Linked DNA regions of Mus musculus: region 1 is linked to region 2. A link is a loop called in an ENCODE intact Hi-C map of the cell type or tissue named here. Cell type or tissue: heart. All regions are shown on one strand.

What was found. Hi-C counts contacts between places; a loop is a spot of excess contacts. Peaks named below come from ENCODE experiments on the same cell type or tissue, not always from the same donor. Only the 100,000 strongest peaks of a DNase experiment are listed, where the experiment ranks them.
Region 1: a loop joins it to region 2, with 2.6 times the contacts of the local background. A loop is called at or near these places in 2 of 42 quality-filtered maps.

Annotation. Positions count from the first base shown.
Region 1 is chr13:47,285,398-47,293,397 of GRCm38, forward strand. No RefSeq gene overlaps it. Among named protein-coding and RNA genes, the nearest start is that of Gm52039, 52 kb to the left of the region's middle. In heart, a CTCF peak has its summit at 3,284 (motif pointing left); a DNase peak (open chromatin) is centred at 3,264; H3K27ac peaks cover 498 bases.
Region 2 is chr13:47,223,215-47,231,214 of GRCm38, forward strand. Rnf144b (ring finger protein 144B) reads left to right here. Exons shown (of 8, transcript NM_001170643.1): 4 at 5,726-5,786. Gm40934 (a long non-coding RNA gene) reads right to left here and starts at 1,092. Exons shown (of 2, transcript XR_873354.2): 1 at 690-1,092. In heart, a CTCF peak has its summit at 3,517 (motif pointing left); DNase peaks (open chromatin) are centred at 657, 1,107, 1,617 and 2,827; H3K27ac peaks cover 853 bases.

The DNA.
Region 1 (8,000 bases), 62 kb after region 2:
AGCCACTGTCTTTAGCACTGTGATGTGTGTGTCGTAGGAGATGGGGTGTGCTTTGTGGCAGAGAATGTGGAAGAGGTGAGTGTGCCCAGAAGGGAAGCAGGATGATGACTCCTGCTAGGACACTTCTTTGCATCGCGGTCTTGGCGAAAGGTGGCTGTACCACATATTAAGAATTACCCCAGGGGTATGGAAGATAAAGGATAATCAAGGATGTTGTTTTATCATGAGGTATCTACTGACTAAAAGCTTCCTCAGTAGGAAGCAGGAGACCAAGAAAGCTTCCGCCAGGAAGGTGAAGATGTCAGGATCATCCATCCATTCGGGGATAATGTCCGACCAGCCTCTATCATTGTCTTTGAGGGAAAGAAACATGTTTTGGATTTTCCTCCAGCCTCCAAATTCCAGATCATCTCTCCCCGGCCATATAGATTACGGGACCCTCACAGCTATTGTGCTTTCTCTTGGGCCTTGGATAGATAGTGAAACACCGCTTCAGCACAGACACAGTCTGGTGAGATGGCTATATTTTCAAGCCACATTGTGAACACACCTGATGCTCACGGGGAGATGGGTAATTGCTTCATTCACCATCAGCTGTTGGACTTCCCCCACCTCTGCCCTGGCAGCCTTGAACAAAAAGGATCACCAGATAAATCATGCAGGACCACCCTTGTGCCAGTCGCAGCTGTTTGGAACACTTCATGGACGTCTTTAGGAAACTACACAACAATGGCGGCCGATGGTTCAGCACTGGCTCCTAAAGGTGTCGCTTCAGCCAGGGCTTTTCAAGCAGTTCGTGTGAAACTCTTTGCCATCAAAAGCCTCAGTGAACTTAGACAACCCTGCAGCCACTTCTACCAAAGCCAAAGAGGGAGCACTTTCCCTGGAATCTCTGCAGAAGGACTGCTGTGATTGGTGTAAAAACACATCTTCATTTGCATGAAAGCTGCGCAATGATTGGTACAAACACAACTCTTTATTTGCATGCAAGGAATGCTGTCATTTGTTCCAGTACCCCTTCCGTGGCTATGCAGCTAGGCTGTTAAGCCTCATCTTTGAACACACAAGGCTTCCTGCTGTGTCCTTTATTAAGGATGACCCGATGCGTTGCATGTCTTATTTCTGATTTGTAGAATTTCTGAAGAAGTCATTCCCAGATAAGAGATGTAACTTGGAGGACTGTGTGTGAGGTGTGGGATGCGGTGCCCTCAAGAGCCATGGCTACCCTCTCCATTTTCATTGGAAAGCATTTTATGTAGATTTTAAGAAGTATTTAGAGGTGGCACTTCCCCAAATGCCTCCACCCTCCCCCAAGAAGATGGGTGGCCCTCCCTGGTAGCTGTTTGTAATTCTTTCCTTTTTAGTCTCCTGTAAACCAGACTAGCCTCAAACTTGTTATGTAGCTAAGACCGGCCTTGAACTCCTGATCCTCCCATGTCTCTATCTAGAGCTAGAATTACATGTGGATGGTACCACACAGTTCTTGTTAGTAATTTTCTTTCTTTCTTTCTTTCTTTCTTTCTTTCTTTCTTTCTTTCTTTCTCTCTCTCTCTTTCTTTTTTCCTTTTTAAGATTTATTTATTTATTTATTTATATCTTTATTTATGTCTTTAGACATACCAGAAGAGGGTGTCAGATCCCATTACAGATGGTTGTGAGCCACCATGCAGTTGCTGGGATTTGAACTCAGTCAATGCTCTTAAGCAGTCAGTGCTCTTAACCACTGAGCCATCTCTCCAGCCCCAATATTTTTCTATCCCAGCTTCTGTCTTCTTTACTTCTATACTTCACTCTTGGGACAAAAAAGAAGACTGAGCTCAATAGTCTTGTCTTGGAGCAAATGATCTCTCCAATTGCCTTGTGCTCTCCCTACAAAGGGTACCTGTTGGTTCTACTGAGTCAGGAGGGCATAGCTGCTGGACAGTGAGCTACACAGCAACCCTGTAAGAGGGTCCAAGGGGAGGAGCCAGTGTTGCTAAGCATGGTAAGCATGGGGGAGGATGGAGAACAGCTTTAAACCTGCTACAGAGACAGGGGCCTAAGGTAATCTGACATCAAGAATGTGGTTTCGAGCTGGGTGTGGTGGCTTACATCTGTGATTCTAGCGTTCAGGAAGCTAAGGTAGGAGGAGTATTCTGAGTTTGAAGCCAGCATGGGCTCAGTCCAGCCTGAGCCACAGAGTAAGACACTGTGCCAAGGACCCAAACATAAACATAACAGGGATTAATCACTAGATTTCTTTGCTCCCTAAAGCCCACTTTCTCTCCCTAGTTCAGGGATTTTCAGATATTTAAGGTCTAAAGTTGAATCTGGGACAAGTGGAAGTTACAATGAGACTTGTTCGGCATAGGATACCATCTGGGTTGTGCATTTAAAAGCATCTGGGAGAGAGTACTAAGGAACTGAGTCAGCCATCTCTTCTCTTCTTCTTTCCATGCCTACCAGCAGGTCACAGGGCTACTGCTACCCACAACTTCCCTGTGTCCCTGTGGGCGTTTCCATGGCAGTGATGTTCTGTTCTTTACTGTCTTTTCCCAGAGCTGTAGAATACCACACGAGATATTCTAAGGGGTTGGTCTGGGCTGCTGGGAGACTCTTCACCATCTTTCTTTGGTTTGTTTCACTGGGAGTTCCCAAGAGGAAAGGTAATATGTTCCTTGGGATTGTCTGTCAGAGGCTGCAACTGAGTCAGGCACGGTCAGCTGACCAGGGAGCCGGGAGGGCAACACTGTGGGATCTAGATTGAGCATGTCTGACCTTCCCTTGTGTGGGTGCGGAGAGAAAGGGAGATGGAGCACGCAATCGTCTCATGCCTTGGAACAGCTCTTCCTTTACAGATGTGCTCTGATCTCAGAGGGAAATGGGTGCAGACGGCAGTTAATGAACACCCCACCGCAGCTACAAAAGTGGTTTGAATGCAGGATGGCACGTGGCTCCCACAGGATCCACTCGATCCCCTCGGGGGTGACTAGATGAAATTCTGCTTCTCATTAACAGTTGAGGAAAAAGAGTCGCTTAAGGTCAAAAAGGCTTGAGAAGTTGGGAAGTTGCCTTGGAGCAACATGACGTTAAATCAGACAGTTGACGGTGAGTGATATGTCATTAGGTTATTGGTTTATTTTCAGTCACTCTTTCTGCATCTCTGTGAGAATAATGATACCAATGAGGGTAAGTCTGAGACCCTGTCTGTGGAGCACTGGCTCTCCTGAGACATACTGTAAGCATCCCTGTGCAGCGGTTCCACTAGAACAGTGTTTTGCTGCCATCTGCTGCTTGGTTGGAGTACTGGAGACAACCAGGCAGACTGGTGAGTGTAAGTGAGGAAGGCGGGTGAGATTTTCCACAAACTGGGGAGTCTGTGGGTTGTGTTTATTGTGAGGAGTTTCTAAAAATATTTTGCTTTACCAATTATCCTCTTCCACAAATTTCTTAGCATTGGAAAGAAAATGGTGTATAAGTTCACAGCATGGTGTGTTATTAATTATATGAGTGGCTTGCATATTAAGAGGGCTATGGGGATAGAACATATTTTGATCTTGTAAGAAGATGGCTTCTAATCTTAAAATGGAATCAGGTGGGTCCATTACTCCCAACGGCTGGAAAGAAAGAAGAAAGAAGAGATTTTTCTGGGTGGGTATACGGGGAAAGATTTAGATGATGAAGATAGAGGAATGGAATTGGGAGATGATAGGTATTCGAAAAACACATCTCCTCGTTTCTTAGTAGTTTGTTGGCTTGTAAGTAGACAGATACAAAACAAAACAAAACAAAACAAAACAAACCAGCCAGGTGGTGTTGGCACACCTTTAATCCCTGAACTCAGGAGGCAGAGGCAGAGTCAGATGGATCTGTGAGAGTTTGAGGTCAGCCAGGACTATGCAGAGAAAGTCTGCCTCAAAAACAATCAGAAACAAAACAAAAACCAAACCAAACCAAAACCAAAACAACAACCAAAACACACACAACAACAAATCAATCAAACAAACAAACAAAACCAAAATACACACACACACACACACACACAGACACACACACACACACACACACACACACCACTCACAAAGGTTTATATATCTTCCCCGATTCCTGAGAGGGTTGTCCTGTTGACTGACAGACACATTATGGGAAGACTAACATTTATTTACAAGTGTAATCACTTTTGAAGAATCATTTGTAAGGTGTTCCCCTCCTCCATACATGGTTAGGGAAAGGAATTTCAATTCAGAAGTTGTATCTAAAATAACAATTGAGCTCCTTCTCCTGTCCCAGTTCAGAGTTGAGTTTATAAAGTTAGCATTTACTTGTGTTGTTATGTATGTGCCGGTCAGAGCATGACCTGTGGGACTTGGTTCTTGCCTTCCATCACGGGGGTCCTGGTTGTGCACCTCAGGTCCTCAGGCTTGGCGGCAAGCACCCTTGCCACAAAGGTGAAGGGCCTCATCTGAACTTCCCAGGGTGCCAGCCCATAAAATTCCATGGCAACTGAGATTTTCATATCAAGTCCCCAGCTGGCACGCAGCTGTGAAGCATCAACTAGGCGCTGGGGTCATTTGGGAGCTAATCCTCACTGAGATGGAAATGCAGCCGGGTATGGGTTGGTATCTCCCCTTCAGTGTGAGACCGGGAAGCTCCTGACACGGTGCGTCCTTCCCTGTGGACCCATGAGCAACCCCAGCAGCCCTCGGGGACTTAGAAAGGCAAATCTTGTCTCCTCCCCCCACCCCCCAAAGAGGTCCTGAATCAGGTCCTGGGGGTTAGGTTTGGAATTAGAATGTTAACGCATGCTCTGGGCAGGTGATTCTTATGCAGATTCAAATCTGAGAAGAGAGGAGTCTTGTAAGAGCTATCTCCTCAGCCCTTTAATGTTGATTAACCCTCTCTGTGTGTGTACATGTGTGCACATGTCATAGTGCATATGTGTAGGTTAGAAAACAACATGGAAGAGTCAGCTCTCTTACACCACATGGTTCCAGAGATGGCATCTGGCTTGTTAGCTTTGACGTGTGAAGCAGGAATGCTTATCCCCTGAGCCATTATTTATTTTTTTTCTCCAGGGTTGGCATTTTTGAAGGGAGTGGGCCTGAACTGGCTTCTCTGTTCATCCTATAACACAGAGAGCATCTTTTTAGAATAGTTGTTTTATTTGGACAAGTGTTTTGCCGGCATGTAGGTATGTATGCACCACATGTGTGCATGTATGTACCTGGCACCTGTAGAGGCCAGAGGATGACAGATCCCCTGAAACTAGAGGTGGAGATGGCTGTGGGTGGGTTAAGTTCCCAGCCATGTGGGTGCTGGGAACTGAACCTGGGTCCTCTGGAACTTCAGTGAGTGCCCTTAACTGTGGAGTCATCTCTTCAGTCCCTAGAGATCATTTAAAGAAAGGCTAAGTCTCCTATCTTTCTTGTTTCTTAAGCCTATAAGGTACCTATTTAGGGAAGCACACAGACTGGCCATGTCATGGTTGTCTTTGACAGACACAGATGATGGCAATTTCTCTGGATAATAAAACAATATTCAGAGCTTGGCAGTGTCAGCCATTCCTGTACCCAGGCATACCTCCCAGACACAGCAGAACTGACTGGATCGCCACAAGGAGCCAGAGGCCACTTCCCATTAGAAACTCAAGCGATCTCTGCAGTTTTCCCTCCACAAACATGCTCTATTGATATCTGGAAAAAATATGTATGCTTGGAACTCAGTGGTGGCCGATAGGTCTTTCTGTCCCTGTGCTGGGATCTACAATCCCAATAGGCTTCCAAACTGGTCTTTCATCGATTGGGTTACCTCAGTTCTGGAGCAAAGAGTTCTACCTCTTTGAGTCACCTTCCCCAGAAGATAGCCGATTTGAAAGTTTGTCTAAGGACAATGCACTTATAACATTGTAAGTTTATCTAAGGACAATGTGCAATTTTGTAACATTGGGACAAGTAGTTATAATAGTGGGTGGCTAAACCTCTGCAGAGCCAGAATGAAGAGCCCCTGGTTGATTCTTGTCTTCTCCTCTGCTAGTCCTGCTTTTCAGGACAAGCTTCTGCAGATACTCCACAGGTCCCAGCTTCTCCTCCAGTACCTGACTGGATGTCCCATGATAACCAGGACTGTATTCCAAGGAGAAGGAAGAAGGAAGTCTAGACTTGGTTTTAGAGCTCTGCTTCTATTGTAGCAGTGTGTGGTGGCACACAGCTGTAATCCCAGCACTTGGGAGGTGGTAGAGGCAGGAAGGACAGGAAGTGGAATTATCTTCAGCTTCATGGTTAGTTAAAGGCCAGTCTGGGCTGGGCTACATGAGATCTTGTCTTAAAAGACAACCCTCCTCCTTCTCTCTCTCTCTCTGAATTAAATATCAGTCATTAAAAAAGCATTAATATTAGAGCATCAAAACTAGATCTTGAAACAGATTGAAAAAGAATGTTGGGTGGTTAGGAAAGGGAGTAGGAATTGGGGGGGGTCATATTTTAAATACATATACATTACACACACACACACACACACACACACACACACACACACACACACACATTTGCAGTTGGGAGTAGAGTGATGGCCCAGTGTTTAAGAATACTTGCTCCTTTTCCAGAGGACCTCAGTGTGGTCTGAGTACCTGTTGAACCGTGAAAGGCAGTCTGTGTTCTGGTTGAGCAAGGCTTACTCCGGGGACCCAGTAGAAAATCCTACAAGGGACAGAACTGTAAGCTTCATCCCCCAGACACAGGCGCCTGATTCCATGAGCCCTCAACCCCATCATCCTGTGGCTCTCAGTCACATAGGCAATGCCCCAAGCTCCTGATAGTCTGGTTAGACTCCACCCCCACAGTTACCTGGCTACAGCAAGGTAGCCCAGCCCCTCTATAAAAGGAGCTGCTTGGCCCTTCCTAGCTCTTTTGATTCTCTTGCTTCTCTTGCTTTCTCTCTAGCCCCCTCACCTTCCTTCTCCCCCTCCCTTCCTCCCTTTCTCCACTTGGCCATGGCCACCCTCTGCTTCTTTACTTACTCTCTCTCTCTCTCTCTCTCTCTCTCTCTCTCTCTCTCTCTGCTTTTCTACAATAAAACTCTAAAACCATGGACCATCTCTGCTCATTGAGACCCTCTGTGCTAGAGCAATAGAATAGGCCTTCCCCTAAAGAGCCACGTCACCCGCGGGAAGGCCTCCCAGGGTTTCCAGCCACCAGACTGGACCAAAGACTCTCGCCTGCATGGGAACCACCCATGCACCCTCTCCCCGGCCCCTTCTCCCTTCAGCTCCAGGGCTGACTGAGCCACCCCCGGGACCCCCACTTCGTTCTCAGCTCTTCTGCAACATTCAGCGGCATCTGGGATGTCCAGGACTGAGAACCTGTTGTTCCTGGCCTCCGTGTGGTCCAGTGACCCCCTGAGCCGGCTCTCCCGTGGTACCCAGTGGTCGGTGGTGCTTGAGAGTTGGAGCTGAGACTTTGCTCCCACGCACCCTCCCCTCTCCCCCCCCCCCCCGGCGGGGTATCCTTCGGCTGTTCCGTGGGGACCCAAGGCAGTCTCCCGAGACAGCCCACCCAGTCTGTCCTAGCTCTGCCGGGACGCGGGTCTCTCCTACCCCTTTATCTCCCCACGTCCAACACCCCACAAGTACCCATCTGGCCGTTCAAGACTATCTATAGTTCCAGGCCAAGGGGAAACTGCTATCTCTTTTAGTCTTCTTTGATGCTGCACACATGTGGTACACAGACATATATACAGAGAAAACCACTCCATAACATAAAAAGAAATCTTAAAAAACAATTATTAGTCATCAAAAGGGGGTTATGCTTTAATTTCATGGATACTTTAAAAGATTAGATAGCAGTCTTTAATTTATTAATGAAATTTATATCAATGAGCATTCTTATTTTGACCCAGATTTGTGAATTTTACTAATATTTAGATAGTTTTGGGTGGTGAGGAGTGCCATTCTGTGTCTTTGGGGTCACGTCTCCCTGGCGATAGTATGTAGGAATACAGAACACACGGGTATGAATGAATGAGAG
Region 2 (8,000 bases):
CTCCTTAGATGAATAAGACTCTCCAGGGTACTCAGAGGCCATTCCTATTCTCACTGGCTTTACAGAGAGCCCAGCTAGAGATGAGCAGTCAGACGCAGGAGTCAAGTTCTTTAACAACCTGCCACGGCTTCCAAACCTTGTAATGGCGGTTGGGAGGGGGTGGGTTTTTTCATTCTGACTTTTGGACTGAACAGAAGATGATATTGGAGATCTAAGTAGCTACATCTGTTTAGTTGGAACTCTTCCTTTAAAAGTGAAGATACCACACACAGATGGGCTGCATACCTTCCTGGTACCCAGATTTTCTCGGGTGGAATCCTTGTGCTAGCTACTGTGTGGCCTACATCCTCTGGAGTTCTGACGGTATCCCAGCGGGGCTCATTCGTATGCCACCTGACTGGATCCCACCACCCCAACCCATTTCTCCCTTTCACTTGAGAGAAATGCTTGATCGTCACAGGTAACACATAACCATACGTGTTGGGAATGGTTCTGGCTGCAGCTGACTAATCTCTTTTGTGTGCCTGCTTTCCTGGGTAGAACCGGCTTGCCCACTTGGCTCTGCTCCCTCTGTCTGTCTTCCTGAATTCTCCAGATTGGCTCAGCTGTGGCTCTGCCTCTTCATGTTTGTCTGTCAAGAATAGCCTCGTTAGTAAAGCATTTAATGCCCCGGTTCGAGCCCTGTTTACCTTCCACCAGAGGCAGGAGAACATGGCAGCTTCCCCTTCAGTGTCCCAGAAGTCCCATGATGGACAGTGGCTCACAGCTTAAAGGTGACCTTTCTGGGAGCCCGGGGAAAGTCAAGTTTTCCTCCATTGCGTCACCTGGTACTTTCATCTATTGCTCTGCAGGCTTTCCCCATGTATCGGAACTAGGAACCTTGTCCAACATGGAATTATAAACACAGGGCACAGATTGTTGTTTCTGTCAGCATTACTTTAAGTAAAGTTCTCTGTTGAAAGGCCATGTTTAACCTCAGCAGTTCCCTGCAGCGTTGGAGAAGTGGCATGCCCGCCTGGAGAGCCTAGGCTGTCTGTGCCCTGTGACATTCCAGTGACAAGCACATCGAACCACTTGAACAGTACCTGTCACTGTGTGGCCAAGGCAACTGAGCTGCCAACTGGCAGCTGGCAGGGAAGGGCAGGCATGCGCCTCTCAGCTGCCTCTCACAACCGAGCTTCCTTCCAAGTCCTGGGGCTCTAAACCGACCAGCCTGGCTTTTACTTCCAATGCCACACAGTATGCACCAGAGGCAGGGTGGGGACAGTTGGCCTTGCCAGCAACAAGGGCTCAGAATTTCTGTAGGAAGGGATTTGGAGTGTAGAGCCCAGAGGCCTAGGGGAAGAGGAGGAGGAGGAGGAGGAGGAGGAGGAGGAGGAGGAGGAGGAGGAGAGTTGAGGAGGAGGAGGGGGAGGAGAGTTAAGGACTCCGAGGTTACACGTGCAAAATAAATACAGTTTTTCCCCAGATGATGTGTTTATTTAAGGTGGCTTTGGGAGAGGCCGCTGACGCTGTAGGAACACTGGGCTGCCCTGGCCATCCTTCCTTTAACTCTCGTCCCTCCCATTTCCATGGTGGGAAGCAGGAGGAGGAAAGAGAAGGTACCCAGGCCAGGCTAGGGAAACTCCTCCCACGACTGGGAGGTCAGGGCACAAACAGGAAGGGACCGACTGTGTCTCTAATACCCATCCATTGTCATGTTTGCCGGCTGGAGAAAAACTAAATTCTGGAGGTGGGAGGGAAGGGACAGGGGACTCTGCCAAAGCAGAGCGAAGAGATATTTTTGGGGTTCCCAGCTGAAATTTATTTTTGAACACATTTAAAACCTCATTTTTAGATGTATTTAAAGCCCCCATGTAAGTGGGAGATAAAAATCCCTACGCTCTTTAAAAGCTGCCTAGGAGAGCTAAGCTGCTCTCTGGTTGAATCCGACTCAGCTGCGTTTAACCCAGAGGCTGGCCGAGGAGTAAATTGAGAAGTAAATTGAGATCTTGGTCCTGCTTTGATGCCCTCTGGCGCTTTCCATTCAGGATTTGGCCTCTAGTATTGAGGTGTTTGTTACACTCAGATGAATGGCGGTGCCCTTTCTGCTCTGTTAGGAGGAGGCACTGGTGCTTTTCTGGGTTGGGGCAGAAGACATCACTAAGTTTCCATGTCATTGTGATTATCCTTGGTATAACAAGTGGGCTTTCCTGCTTCCATTTTTGCAAGTCACGGCACCTCAGAAGTGGCCCAGACATTGCTCCCTGGGTCATAGTGATCCACTCACTGCCAATTGTACTCATCTCTGCAGTCTACTGGCTGGTCAACCTGGTTCTCTACTTTTTTTCTTTTTTTTTTTTTTTTTAAAGCAGCTGATTTAAAGGGCTAGACCTGAAAAAAATCTTGGCTTCTCTTTCCTCTTGGCCTGACTTTACAAACCAATAGGCAGCGCGCCCTGAAGCCTGTCCTTAACTTAAAATTTTTAAACTATGCCATTTTAATGTTCTCATTCAAAAGAATATGTGCTGCATGGCCCACATTTCTTAGGGGGAGATGGGGTCACACCTATTACTTTCAGTGTAGACATTTGTGATGAGCGGGTTCCACTCTCCCCTCCTGTTCCCTCTCCTCTTTTCCTTCCTTCTGTAAAAAATTTTAAAACAAGGTTAGGGTTAATGTGGGCGGAGTGCTTATTTCTGTACTGTGGTCATAGCAAACGGAGATAAAGAAAGCTCTGTCCTGCTCCTCATTTCTCCTCAGCTGTTTAGAGATGCACAGTCAGCCTGTGTGTGGCTTCTACACGTGCCGGTTCACTTTCTTTCACCTTAGCACGCACGCTGAGGGCAAGCTGGGCTTCCTCATGGCAGAAGCCACATCGCTCACATTTGACATACTTTCCAATTCTCCTCCTGCCCCAAGTTCCTCAATTTTGTCAGTCCAAATATCTGCTTTAGACAGTATCTAGCTCCCTACGGGCCAGCTAGATACAGACTTCTCGAGTGGCCTCACTGGCCTTTGGTCCCAAGCCATCTCAGGATAATACAGAGTCACCACTCCACGGTCCCGGTGTGGGACTAGAACTCACGATCCTGTGCTTTAAAGTCAGGAAGACTCCTTACACAAAACCTGTTGAGATAATGCCCTGAACTAGTGATGGTGATTACATGTGTAACCTTTTCTCTCTCATTGCCCTCTCTCTCTCTCTCTCTCTCTCTCTCTCTCTCTCTCTCTCTCTCTCACACACACACACACACACACACACACACACACACACATACACAGAGTCATCTGTGTACCCAATGACTGAAGAACTTTAATAAGGCCTTTATCTTTATCTTGTGCGTCTCCCAATTATTGAAAGGGTGCTAGCTATCTTAAGTATCTTTGATTGAAGGTCTGGAGAGGTGACTTAATGGTTAAAAGCATTTCCTGTCCTTCCTGAGGACCCAAGTTTGGTTCCCAGTACCCAGGTTGGATGGCTCAGAACAGACATTAAATCCAGCTCCAGGAACTCTTAGCGCCCCCTTCTGGTCTCTTTAGGCATCCACACACATGTGACCGACCTACTATAAAAAATGATCCGGAATTAAAGCACTCCTACAAGACACATGCAAATTGCAAAGGACAGAGACAGCTGGCATAGATTCCCTTAATCAAGTCTAGATGTTAATATCACCAGTATCCTCACCCCGTGTACCTCCTGAGGGCCCCCAAGTCACATCTGCTATCTCTACCGTCCTGAAAAAAAAAAAATCATGACCTGAATCTAATCACAAGAAGGCATTGAGGGCAACTAAAGTTGAAGAACAGCACAAAGGCTGCTGGCCCGTACATTTCAAACACGTGAAGAGAAGGAGAGGGAGAGATAAACTGTCACCTGTCACCGAGGGCCCAGGAGACCCTGCAGGAGACAGAGGGCTCTGGTTTTGGTTTGAGTACCAGACTGGGAGAAGGCATTAGCTGGAGGATGTGTGAAATCAAGTCCTGGCACTGATTCAGGTCAAGTATACCAATTTCAATTGCATTCTTTTAATAATTAATGATGGTTTTGGTTCGAGGTTCTCCCTAAGGAGAAGTTGAGAGAGCAGCGTGCAGGAAGTCTTCATCCAACCTTGATGACATGTCTTAAGTCTGAAATTAAGTCTGAAAAATAATTCAAAAGAGCATTGTAGTGTGATTTTGGACAATTTTGAATATCTTTGTTGGGCAAAAAAAAAAAAAAAAGAGGATGAAGGCAGAGCGTGAGATAGCCCTTTATAATCTCATTTATTTCCTGTTGATCATGTCCAATCATACTTTTAACAGAACTGTAGCGAAATACATACAGTATGGAATTGGTCCTATTTTTCTTACTAAGGGACGTTTACGTAAGGTACCCAATGAAAGCACATTTTTATTTTCAGTTTGGTGAAAGAAAGCTTGAAGGGGAACGCTCTTCAGAATGGACTGAATTCACCAAGCTTAGTTGGTATAAGGGAGGCTAAACTTGCTTATTTTGTGATCTTTAATTCATTTTTTTTTTGTTAACTTGGTTTGACTGATTTGTGAAATAAACAGATTGAGTCTGCTTTTGAGGTACATAACTTGATTTTGAATGTACTTTTACAATGTATTGTATGCCGGGCAGTGGTTGTGGATGCCTTGGGAGGCAGAGGCAGGTGAATCTCTCAGCCTGGCCTACAGAGAGAGTTCCAGGACAGCCAGGGTGACACACTGAAATCCTGTGTCAAAAAAAAATATTTATTGTATTTATTAAATACAATTTTATGGTTTTCTCAAAGCAGGCTTTGTTTTATCAATTGCAAAAGTGTTTTTACTTAAATGTATTTTGCAACAAAATTGTATCTATAGTTTATACTATATACACATATGTACTACATAGTACATAATGTATATTACAATGTATGTGTATAGTAGCTTAATAGTTTCCTGCTGGAATTATCAAGGCCAAGAGGAGGGGCCCACATTAACTCATTGAATTTCTGGGAGGCTGATCCCCAGTTGTTCCATCTCTCATTTGTAAGTGGGTAACATCACTATAGCTATACATCACTATCAGTGGCACTAACAGTGTTAGAATTCCAGTTTCTAAGAGCAGTTAGCTTTTCCTCCCTCTGACTTTGAGATGGCAAGATGTTTCATGGGAAGTGTCTTTGTTAGCTTGAGTCATCATTGTTTACTAGGAACCGTGGTTCATTCTGCTGTCTGAAGAGGACACAGGATGCTAGTCACAAGGACTGTCATAAGATAGACTCTCGATGCTACCGCATCACGTGTCATGTGGTGTAAGCGAAGCGACTTTAGTCAGTACCAAAATTGGTATCACACAGAGCACACCATCTCTGCATATAGTGTTGCCTTAATTGCTAAGGCATTGCCTGCTCGACCTCCGATCCAAAGTGGTCTTTTGAAAGTTTCTCTGTTTTTTTTTTCCATGAGCATAGAGAAGGAAAGAGTCTCTTTCCATACCTGACACAAATAATGTGAGAGACCCAGATATCAAAATGTGGTCAGTAGCTGCTGACCAAGGGATGGAGGCAATCAGGGAACTTCATCACTGATGGGGGCAGTGGGCGGGGTGCAGATTGCTGCATGTGTTGCTGCATGATCAAGTAGAGATAATGGCCTCCAGACAATGAGGAGAAAGGGTGTAGAAGCCAAGTTGGAGAAAGCTATGGGAAAGGGCTGGCAGCCCGGGGCCCTCCGCTGACCAGGATCTCATCTCTCACTGTCTTTGTTGCAGATTGCCTGTTTGGTGCCTCTGGATGAGTTTCAGCTGTATCAGCGGCTCAAGTTTGAACGAGGTACACACTCTTCTGTTTATCCCGGTGGCGAATGTAGCTTTGACGCAGACCGTCTTTACACGAGCTTCATGAAAGATTAAGGCCACTGTGGGCTGTCGACAGAACCACAAGGGGACTGCAAGGAGTGGAAACAGCAATTGGCACATCCGATGTCAACTGTCCCAGCCACAGCTTGGGAGGGTGGGGGGCTCGAACCAAAAAAAATGCAGACTAGCAGGAAATGAATTTTTCATTATGTTGGTTATTTTGTATTTTTATTTTTAATCTGGACTGGGTCCAGAAAGGTATTTCGAAAGTGAGCTGGTTTCATAATAGTAACACAAAGAAAAATAACCTCTCAAAACAGGCTTTTTATCATTATTTTTCTCATTCCTGAAAATCAGTTTGCAAACATTAACCAGCCGAGGCATTGCTATTGGTCCTCGTGATAAAGTATTCGATGCCCCGCCTTCTGATACCGCTTTTGTAGTCATGGTGATACCCAGGCGTTTGGATATGTGCTATTCTAATAGAATTTACAAAGTGCTGGGCTGATTTGTCTTTCTAACTTTGGCGGTGGAGGGATTTTTGCAGCCTCTCTCCCTACGGAGCCCATCTATCTGGAGGGAGTAGTGTGTTTTCATTCCTTTTCATCTCTGACAGGTCTTTTCGAGGACGCCATTCCCCCATTCCCACCCTTAGAACAGTCTTGAACGGAAAACTGTATCTTTTTAGTAGTTGAGGCATCCCGCATAGGCCTCCTATAGTCTTGCCGAGCATAGTACCAGCCCTAGTCAGAAAGAAACATAGAGTGAGCACCTGAGGAGCAGTGTTTTGATGTGGAGTTGTCACCTTGCCTCAAGTGTGGAGGGCATGAACGTCTGTCTGCGATGCTCAGCGCTTGCTAGGGATGTCACCATTGTCTCCTTTGCTTTTCCCAAGTACCCTGGAAGGTGATGTGTTTAGGGAAACAAGAAAGAAAAGCACTGGGAGCATGGAGAGGGGTGTTGAAGGGAGGCTTGAGGCAGGGGGATGCCATTCACCTCCTTCAGCTAAAACCTGCCTTGGTCCTTCGGTCTATGAACTCCGGGCCATTTTGTTCCTCTGTCATGGGTGGATCACCCAACTAAACTCATAAGGCTGGTATAGCAAGCAGATTTTTTTTTTCTTGCGGCACACATAATAGCATTTCCTCTCTCTACCACCATCCACTCTACTACACTACCCATCCCTGTGCAGCAGGCTCATGTCTTATTGTTTACACATGGGGTGGGTATAACAACTCAGTATTAGACAAGTGGTAATGGCTCCCAAAGTCAAAACACTCTGTGGATTGGTTCTCCTGATGAACGTGTGGTTTTGGTTGATTTTAAACATAGTGACCAAGAGCCGATGTGAGACAAGGTTGATATTAGTATCTATAAGCCATGTCCTGTAACCTTTTCCTCTGTCATATTGTTATTGATAATGAAAACCCCAATCGCCTTTACACTGCACTCTGTTCCTCTCCTGTTCCCCTTTCCCGAAATGACATCATCATAACACTCTTTAGCGAGCATTTTCATATGGCCATGGGTGTAACAATTGCCACATGGTTAATGGAAACAGAACACTCTTTTAGTTAGCTGGCCAAATAGGTCTTTGCATCCAAGTAGAGTTAGTAACCTTTGAGTGAGGTACACTTGGAGAATAATGAACAGATTTTGTTTGTTTGTTTGTTTGTTTGTTTGTTTTTGAGACACGGTTTCTCTGTATAGCCCTGGCTGTCCTGGAACTCACTCTGTAGACTAGGCTGGCCTCGAACTCAGAAATTTGCCTGCCTCTGCCTCTGCCTCCCAAGTGCTGGAATTAAAGGCATGAGCCACCACCACCCCACTAATAATGAACAGATTATACTCTTTCCCCTGGTGGCGTTTGGCTGCATGGGACTTTTTGAGTCCCCCAGTGTTCAGCTCTCGTTAAGACTGGTGATACCTTCATACCACGTGGTAGTGCAGTCTGTCTAATTACAAAAGGTTAGGCAGGCTTTGTAGCCAGGGCATCACTATAGGTGGTGTTGCCTCTCTCTGTGTTCATCCATGATACGTCGATCAAATAGTTTTATTTATGCATAGAATTTATTTTTCTCTACTTACTGCCCCACTGTAGATCTCTTGCATTGACAATAGATTTGATTCTCATCTCATAAAAGAGGAAGCTAAGGTTAGTCTAAGATCACATGACTTTATTATAAGT